3 separate regions of the Mus musculus genome follow, and regions 1 and 3 are each linked to region 2. Evidence: chromatin contacts called from ENCODE Hi-C or POLR2A ChIA-PET data. All regions are on one chromosome and are shown on one strand. Each heading gives the region's core, a stretch centred on a gene start or an enhancer-like site at or near the end of the contact. The rest is flanking DNA. Distances are from core to core; before and after follow the strand shown. Region 1 holds the start of Zfp712 (zinc finger protein 712). Region 2 holds the start of Ptdss1 (phosphatidylserine synthase 1). Region 3 holds the start of Zfp708 (zinc finger protein 708).

The links. A loop is a pair of places that touch in the nucleus more often than their neighbours do. ChIA-PET counts read pairs that join two places held with the same protein, here RNA polymerase II (POLR2A).
Region 1: a loop to region 2 is called in a map of heart, with 3 times the contacts of the local background. The contact joins the promoter of Zfp712 here to the promoter of Ptdss1 in region 2. A Hi-C loop is called at or near these places in 2 of 37 maps with a recorded cell type or tissue (both heart). POLR2A ChIA-PET finds 5 or more read pairs at or near these places in 2 of 5 experiments (Patski and embryonic stem cell).
Region 3: a map of heart shows a loop between it and region 2 (3-fold over the local background). The contact joins the promoter of Zfp708 here to the promoter of Ptdss1 in region 2. A Hi-C loop is called at or near these places in 4 of 37 maps with a recorded cell type or tissue (heart, left cerebral cortex and v-Abl transformed pro-B cells). POLR2A ChIA-PET finds 5 or more read pairs at or near these places in 2 of 5 experiments (Patski and embryonic stem cell).

The regions. Positions count from the first base shown.
Region 1 is chr13:67,059,425-67,062,452 of GRCm38, forward strand. Zfp712 (zinc finger protein 712) reads right to left here and starts at 1,746. Exons shown (of 4, transcript NM_001166218.1): 1 at 1,639-1,746. The coding sequence starts at 1,644.
Region 2 is chr13:66,931,148-66,934,153 of GRCm38, forward strand. Ptdss1 (phosphatidylserine synthase 1) reads left to right here and starts at 1,683. Exons shown (of 13, transcript NM_008959.3): 1 at 1,683-2,539. The coding sequence starts at 2,361. It overlaps Mterf3 (mitochondrial transcription termination factor 3), which reads right to left and starts at 1,925. Exons shown (of 8, transcript NM_025547.4): 1 at 1,788-1,925.
Region 3 is chr13:67,080,122-67,083,251 of GRCm38, forward strand. It overlaps Zfp708 (zinc finger protein 708), which reads right to left and starts at 1,424. Exons shown (of 4, transcript NM_001012448.2): 1 at 1,329-1,424. The coding sequence starts at 1,334.

The DNA of each region.
Region 1 (3,028 bases), core at 496-2,995, 130 kb after region 2:
ACTGACTCATTCTTTCTCTGTTTTAATAATCTCCATCTCTGCTTCATACTAGATCATCCCAACATTATTTTCTATGACAAAAAGCAAAGAATCATCTTTACATGAGTAGAAGTCCCTAGTAGAGTAAGGGAAGTTATCAGGCTATTGGTTGTGTTACCCACTATGCCACAGATGGAACGAGTTATATTTCCCATCTCTAAGAACAATGATCATAAATACCAATGCACAGCAACAAATATTTTTAGCAGAATACAGTCAGCACTTAAGCTTCAGTCCTGGGACATGGCCAAAATGTAAGAAATGTCTTCATGCTACATAGTTTGTTTTGATCTTAACATTCTACTTTTATGCCTTCATCCCTATAATATGTCTTTCTTCTTAATATAAATTCTCTGGTTATGAGGCAACTTAAGAAATCCAACAGTTAATAAACAAACAACACTCAAACTCACTATAAATGGAACATGGCATGGTGTCTTGATCAATATTTAGCAAAGCATCCTTCACTGATATTTATAAATTAAAATAAATATATGAGCATCTCCAAATTTCTTTTCTACATCTCATATGTTGTTTATATACCCAGTGAAATTCTGCCATTTCCTAAGCAAATTAGTAATTAGATCCTGTCTTAACCAATAAGTTATGGCTTAATAGTCATCTGAAAGAATAGAGAAGGTTTAAGGGGCAAGTCACAAAGGAAAGAACAAAGTGACAGATGGCCATCTTCCTAGGGCACAGAGGAGTAAAGAGGAGGAGAAGTCAGGAGGAACGGAAGTTAACGTCACTATCAGCTACACAGAACACTTCAGGGCAGCCTGGACTACACAAGAAACTGACTCAAAATCCCAATACAAACACAAAAGGATGGCAATAGGAAGGGGGAAAAGGTAGCTATGGTTACCAGCATAACACACAAATAACGTCAGTCAAAACTTCAACAGGGAAAGGGGAGGGGTTCACAAGGCCCCACCCTTAGCTAAGGATCGGTTGGAATTCATGACCACTGAAAAAGAGATTCGTTTTGTTTGTTTGTTTGTTTGTTTATTTTGCTTGGAGGTGTGGCCAGTGAGCGTCCACGTTCTAGGGGATGTCCTGTGCGCCCTCCCTTCCCCGCCCCATACACACAGGTATGCACACTAGAGCAATACTAAGTGGACTCAGTGGGTTATAAAACAAAAACAAAACCACCAGGACAGGAAATTGGGAGTGGAGCATTTTGGGAGATACCTGGTACTGTTGAAGTAGGGGACAGTAGGGGTGGATTTGATCGGACTGCATTGTATATACATCTATTAAATTCCGGATAACAGAAGCCATCGAGACAGTGTCAGCTAAGGGCATGCTTCCACACCTCAGGCACAAGCTGACAGCAGATGCACCCTGCCAGGCACCCTTCTCCATTCCTAGGCTACCGAGCCAGCTCTCCTGCCCCAGAAGTGCAGGACAGAACAGGGCAACGGCACCTTAAAAGAGAGGCCACTCCCAGCTCCATCCCTCCTCCAGCGTTAACCAGCACCGGAATGGACAAGCCTAGGTCACCACAGTACCTCCCATTCAACTTCTTCCCGCCTCCCTCCAAGGCGGACCCGCCCACCCCGCAACGTCCCTCTGGCTGCGCTACATCCTGGGACCAACCTCCATGCCAGAGATGCTACCAGAGCGCGCACAGGACCCGACACTGGCCCAACTTTGGAGAAGACCGCCAGAGAGGGAGACACACACAGGCGCAGAAGAAACACGGAAGCGCCCTTCCCAGAGTCCCTGTTTGTGACGTCGCCGCGGACGAGACTACATTTCCCACAATTCTCTGCGAGCGAGTTTCACAAAGCCGTGGTAGGTGATTTGAAACGTTCCCAAGTTACTGTCAGGCTGTTTGCCAAAGAGAATGGGTAGAAACAAGCCACTTCTGAAGGTGGATAGCCACGGGGAGTCAGGGTACCGCGTTTAAATTTTCAAAATGAGTATGGGTTGAACCTTTGACAGCATTGTTTATTATGTGTACTGGATACTTTGGGTCCATATATTGTGATTTTAAAACTCAACCTGCTTCCTACAAAATGTTTCGTTTTTGTTTTTGTTTTGCTTTGCTTTGGTTTGGTTTGTTTTTCCAGACAGGGTTTCTCTGTATAGCTCTGGCTGTCCTGGAACTCACTCTACAAACCAGGCTGGCCTCTAACTCAGAAATCCTCCTGCCTCTGCCTCCCAAGTGCTGGGATTAAAGGTGTGCGCCACCACTGCCCAGCTGTGTTTGTTTGTTTGTTTTTGTTTTGTTTTTAAAAAAGATTTATTATTATATGTAAGTACACTGTAGCTGTCCTCAAACACACCAGAAGAGGGAGTCAGGTCTCATTATGGATGGTTGTAAGCCACCATGTGGTTGCTGGTATTTGAACTCAGGACCCTCGGAAGAGCAGCTAGTGCTCTTAACCTCTGAGCTATCTCACCCACCCCAAAATGTTTCACATCACAAGGCAAACATGGATTAAAAAAATGAGCTAATATTTTGAGAAGACAATTCTTAAAATGAGAAATGAAAACAGACAATGAACATGTGAAAAAGTGTTGGTCCAAATAACTGGAACTTCAAACTAAAGATGATTGTATAGAAGCAAGTGTGGTTTTACATGTTGAAAATCCCAGATGTTGGTTACTGGAGATAGGAATAGGAGTCCGAGGTCACCTATAGACATATAGAAAGTTTGAAACATGTTTGGTATACATGACTCCCCACTCAAAAACAAAACAGATTCAGAAAATGAGATCACAGAATGTATATGCTTTGAGTAAACTTGCATACTAAAGTGTTACATGTACCTTTTGCTACCCCACCTAAGCTCTGGGAACAGGCAGTGCTATCAGCCCCTCACCTAGAGAATACTGGATCTTTGGATAAAAAACACAGACACACAAAGCAGTTAATCTTAAAATGTCTTTGCTAACTCAATGACAGGGCATTGCTAAATCTCAAACTCAAACTGTTCTAGAATTCAATTGTGGGGCAATGGGCTATGCACAGAGACAGCCT
Region 2 (3,006 bases), core at 433-2,932:
TGGTAAAATTATGCTTGGAAAAAAAAAAAGTCTTTCAAACAAAAAGGGTCAAAATAGGGAGCAGCTGGGCCGGGAGTGAAGGCCTCCTAGAATTCTCCTCCTGAGACACAGATGTTGCACTGAAAGCTCAAGTCAAGCAGGAACAATGTAGTGAGACTGCCTAAAAGAAAAGAAAAAGAATAAAACCCAAACAAGTAACCAACTCCAAAACCAAAACAGCAGAAAGAACTGAGTACAATACCTAAATATTAATTAAAATAATCACTATAAAGGAGCGTGGAGTGGGGAGGTCATGCCTGTAATCCTAGCACTCAGAAGCCTGAGGCAAGATTGCTCAAAGTTCTACAAGTGTGACACGGCTCAAATAAATGAATAAATGGAAAGTGCTCAATAAATGTTAGCCAGCAGTATTCTCAACTAAACAGACAAAAAACCTGTAACTGTCAATTAACTCTTACTTATGCCGTTGTGTTCTGTTTCTCTAGCCAGAGGATTCAGATAGTTTTATGTCCTGAATAGGAAGAAACATTTGAGAGTTTAATCTCTTGTTATAGTTGGGGGATGCTTGCTAAGAATAATACAAGGGCAAATCTTTCCTTCTGAAGTGGTATAGGAAGGCGGTGTTGGCAATAACCTTGTGGAATAGGCAATTTTTGCTAAACTTTAGTTGGAAAGGGGCTTCCAAGCCTGCCAATTTTCCCCTCAAACTCCCTCTCATCTCCAAAATAGTTAAAGTAGGAACTAAGTTGTGCCACCTAGACAAGACCAAGCTTCGAGAGAAACTTCAGCACAGCCAGGCAGGTCCAATCTACAAGTGGGGGTCCTGACAGTCAAGACTGGATATGTCACTGTAGCCCACGATGATGGAGGTTCAGACACTATTCTCCACATGCTTTTACGTATGCTATTCTAGAAAAAAACACTGGTCCACTCTCAGCATCAAAGTACTTTTTATAATGTTGGGGATTACAATAAGGGCTCTAGGGTACTTACAAACCAGCTCCCAGAACCCCAATTTCATTCTAGAGTCTGTCCAGAATCAAATTCAATACCCTTTCCACATTTAGTAGACTCTGTTAAATTCTATTTGCATTCAAAGATCTGAGTGCTAAAGACTAATAATGTTCACCCTCCACTTTTACTTGCCAGTGCACTCCTTTTCACATAAATTTGCTGTCTCAGCAATGTCAATGATTGATAGTCTGTGCAGAAGGACAGCACAGTCCCGCCCCCTCTCGAGACCCACCTTCCCAGGGTCTTTTCAGCACCAAGCTAGAGGTTTGGAGGGTTCCAGTTTGTTGAGTGGAAGTGAGTCCAGGACAAATAAAGACACAAAGGACTCAGAAACGAGTAAAGATGTGCACTCGTGAATAACGCCTTACGGTATGTACATTAAGAGGGCAAAAGAAAAAAAAAAATCCTTAAAATCTCTCAAGTTCATTAGTAGGGTACGCCAGCTCTCAGCGGTTACCGGGCACTCTTGTTTTGTTGTTAGGAATAGGAACAAGAGCCGAAACAGGCTTTTCTAGGTTCAAAATCTTTACAACTAATCCCGAGCTCCGATGATGAAAGATGCACTTCGTAATAAAGGGCCTCTGGGCAGCGCAGCCGCAGTCCTTAGACTCTTTAACCAACCGGCTTTATCCGGGAAGGACTTCCGCAGGAAGCCGGGACATCCTCGGGGCCTTAGTCTGAAGCTGATGAACAAGCCCGGCGACGTTGCCACCACAAGGTTTAGGTACCGACCGATCGAGCCCGAACCTCCTCTCCGGGTCACCGATACCTACCAAGCCGCGAGGCTCCCGGACGCTGCTGGGTACAGGTAGGCCGGACAGTAATCCGGCCGGGCGGCGGTCTCGCGCTCCTGCTTCACAGCGACCGTGCAACCTACGCCGGGGATACGGTGCACCGTAGCTTCGCAAGCCGGCGATTCGCCACGCTAGGCCGGCACCGCCCCCCACGTGGGCTGCGCTGCGAATGGGCGAGACCATCTGCGGCGGCGCGGGAAGGGACGCCGCGGGGGACCGGGACAGAGCTGGCCTGGGGTTTGCAGGCCCTGGAGCTGGTCGCCGCGTTCCCAGGATCAGTCACTCCGCCGTAATGTGGGGAGGGTGAGAGCTCTACGATGTCGCCCTACTAGGCTGCTTCTTCAGGCTGCCTTCTCCCCCTGCTCCGGGACGCGGTGGTGGCGCCGCGACCCCGCCCTCGCGCGCGGGTCCTTCCCTGGGCTAGCACCCTTCTCAGGGTGCCAGACCCCGCCCCAGCGTCAGGCACCTTCGCTGCTGCGGTCCGTCGCTGCCGGGGTCCCAGCCTTCTAGGGCCGGGGCCTCCGGGGCCGCGGCAGGACGGGGAGAAGAACTATGGCGTCCTGCGTGGGGAGCAGGACTCTGAGCAAGGATGATGTGAACTACAGGATGCATTTCCGCATGATCAACGAGCAGCAAGTGGAGGACATCACCATAGACTTCTTCTACCGGCCGCACACCATCACCCTGCTCAGCTTCACCATCATCAGCCTCATGTACTTCGCCTTCACCAGGTAAGTCTGGCCTGGAGTCGCGCGGAGCGCCGGGGAGAGGAGGACAGAGACGACAGACCGAGAAGCAGTAGAGGGGAGGGTGGCCAGGTGTGGCTGGTGGTAAGGAAGTGAGTAGCTGTTCCACGCGTGCAAGCTCGGGGACACAAGGGCCACACAGCTCCTCTGCCTACCGCGTGGCTTACAGTCCTCTCCGCCTACTTTTCCACCTGCCACCCCTCATGTCCAAATCCCATCTTTCTCATTCACTACGTCGGACCACACCAGGAACTCATGCAGGTCACCTAGCTGGGTGATCCACACCCCTTGCTCTGTATCGTTCTCTGTCACTATCAGAAGGCTCTGATCTCTAACCACTCATCCGTGGTCTGTCTCCAGCAAATGGCATGAACCATTTCATGATTGAACCTCCTTCAACTCACACTACACACATAAAACACACACCATACACAGAAAAATCCTCTGGCATT
Region 3 (3,130 bases), core at 174-2,673, 150 kb after region 2:
AGCACAGCATACACTGATGTTTTATTTTCAATCATAGATCTGTTTAAGAAATATATTAAGTAAAAGTGTAGATAGACAGACAGATAGATAGATAGATATCAAACATCTATGTGTTGTGACCTATAATATAATTGTGCTTATTGCTGTATCACCTCTACATTGTAGGAAACGAGATTTAAGGTACAAGAAAATGTACTTTTCACACCTTAAACAGTGTAAAACGGCACATTCTTAGTTTCCTGCAGATTAGTGACATTAATTAGAAAATGTCCATATTTTAATGATTGTTAGATGATACATAGAAAGTATTGGTATTGATGTAGTTTAAAGCCCATGCTTCTCAGGTATAGATTTTAATGCTGTAAGTCAGTCTCCAGCACACAAATCAATTTGACTGAAGTGTGGCAAAAACAGTACAAATGTCAGGATGAGCAGCGGCTGTATACAAAGGGCAGGGTGAGCATTGGCTGTATACAATCACAGGACCCTGAGTGAGCCACAGCTCTTCAACTTCACTCTCAATCTTTCCACACAACACCAAATTTCTGACATCGCAGTCTCCGGTGCAATTGTATGTGGTAATAATCTCTAGTATTTTCCACTCTGCAGTGTTGTAGGATCAGTGATAGCTGGGACAAAGTTCAGAGTGCCCCCTCGATGAGATTTTTTTTTTTTTCCTCATACAGGTGTGTGAATGTGAGGGTTCTGTCACAGTGGGTAAAGGAGTGATTCCTATCCAAAGTGAGCCGCCCTGAAAACTAACAATTTATCACAAAGAAAACGGGACGAACATCCCATACACCAAACTCCCCCGCAGAACTCACTGTCCTGGAAACTATGAGCCACACGAACTCAAAATCAGAGTCCTGGGCCTCTCATTGAATACGGGAGGGCCCAGAAAAACCCACTTGCTCTAGATTTCCTGAGGGATCTGACAACAGCAATGTGAAAACTAGTTAACAGCAAGCTTCCCCAGCCAAGGTGGGGTATGAGCTCTCATCACAGCCTGCCTCTGGCACGGTCAGCCAAGCCACCCTGCTCTACCAACCCTAGACTTTCCAGTCTCCATTCTCGCAGTAGCAGGCCACCTCTCAGGTCCCTGAAACACATGATTGACTCTGTCAGCCGCTCTGTCCTAACAGAGCAATCACTCCTTGCACCGTGCGTGCGCCCCACCCCTGCACTCTGGCCAAGCCTAGGTCCGCACTGCAGGACCACGTGGGCTTCTCTCCGCCTCCCGCCCAGCCCTCCCCGGCTCCCTGCACCCCGGGCCCGCCCACCCGTATAGTTCATGAGGCCTGCAAGGCTAGGCTGCAGCCGGGACCAACCTCCATGTCGAGCGCGGAGCGCAAGCCACACTGTTCCAACTTTGAGAAAGCCGCAGAGTTTGGAGAAACACAAAAGCAAAATGAACCGGAAGCACAGAGGAGTAGAGTCCGGTCTAGCGGAGTCATGCTAAGAGAGACTACATTTCCCAGAAGTCTACGCGAAGGACTGCCCTGAACCAAAGTCAGGGAGAACTATTTATAGCCTGTCACTGGATTAGGCTGCTTTTTAAGTCTCAAATTTACAAAGGTCTTGTGGGAATATAAATCCAGCCTTTGACGGCAACTTGTATTAGGTTTACTTCTTACTCTGATCAAAGACGTTACCTAAAAAGCTCTGGGGTTCCTAGAGTCTTTTGGCAGGAGGAAAACTCATTGACTCAATTATACTAGATTTAAAATAAAAACCATCAGCAGCTCCTGCCTCCGGGTTCCTGCCCTCTTTGAATTCCAGCCTTGGCTTCTTCCAATGGACAGCAATCCAGGTTATGTAAACCAAATAAACTCTTTTCTCCTGTGATTTCTATTCTTGGTACTTGACTACATCTAGAATTAGATGGAATCCAGAAGAAATACAAGGGACACCTTTGAGGGATTTTTGTTTGTTTGAAGTGGGTGGATCCACTTCTAGTCATGACTTGTGAGGTAGATGTTGTGGGTTGCCCTGGTGCTGTTTGTATTCTGATGTTAATTCAGCTTCCTCAAGAGGGGTTGCCCCTGAGAGGAGTGGATCACATACTCAGGTGATTTCCTGTGAACCTTCTCCCCATTCTAACTGGTCAAATAAAGACTAGAGCCTGTGATTGGGCAGTGGAAGGGAAAGGTGGGGCTAGAGGTTTTAGGAAGTGAGGGAAGAGTAGGGAGCGAGGGAGGAAGAAGACTGAGGAAGAGAAGATAAGAGGAAGATGGAGCAGAACCACAAGGCCCTGAGAGGCAGCAAATAATGTGGGATCTCACAGCTGGGGAATAGAGTAGTGTAGTGATAAATCTGCTCAGTCTAAGCGTGCAGCTTGTAAATAATGTAACTGAGTTGTGTGGTTTTTGCATAGACTTATTGGGGTATCAGGGTTGGGGAATTACTGCAACAGGTGGAAATACATGCCTTTAATTCCAATCCTGAGGTGGGAAGATAACAATTTTAATCTGGACCACACCTTCTGCTGGAAGTCTATATAACAGCAATTTTCTCTTTTTTCTCTTCCTTCCTTCCTTTTTTTTTTTTTTTTTTTTTTCTTTTCCGAGACTGGGTTTCTCTGTGTAGCCCTGGCTGTCCTGGAACTCATTTTGTAGACCAGGCTGGCTTCTAACTCAGAAATCTGCCTGCCTCTGCCTCCCGAGTGTTGGGATTAAAGTCATGTGCCACCGCGCCCTGCTATAAAGCAATTTTCAACATGCAAGTTATGACCCCTTGAGGGTCAAACAACCCTTTTCAGGGGTTGCTTAAGATCATCTGCATATCACATAGTTACATTACAATTCATAACAGCAAAATTAGTGATAAAATATCAAAAAATAATTTTATGGTTGGGGAGTCACAACATGAGGAACTGTATTAAGGGCTCACAGCATTAGGAAGATTGAGAACCACTGCTACATAGATACGGAAGATGGAAGCTTTTGCTCTTTGTCTGCTTGCTGTTACCTAGCAAGTCCGTTCCCTCATGGGCATTATAGCTACATCTTTGGGATTCCAGCATATACCGAGCACCAGCTTGTGGACTGAGCAAACTACTGGAGTCTTAGACTTTCTATGCTCTGCTCTGCCAGCCAACATCAGATTAGCTGGACAACAGTCTGTAAGTCAT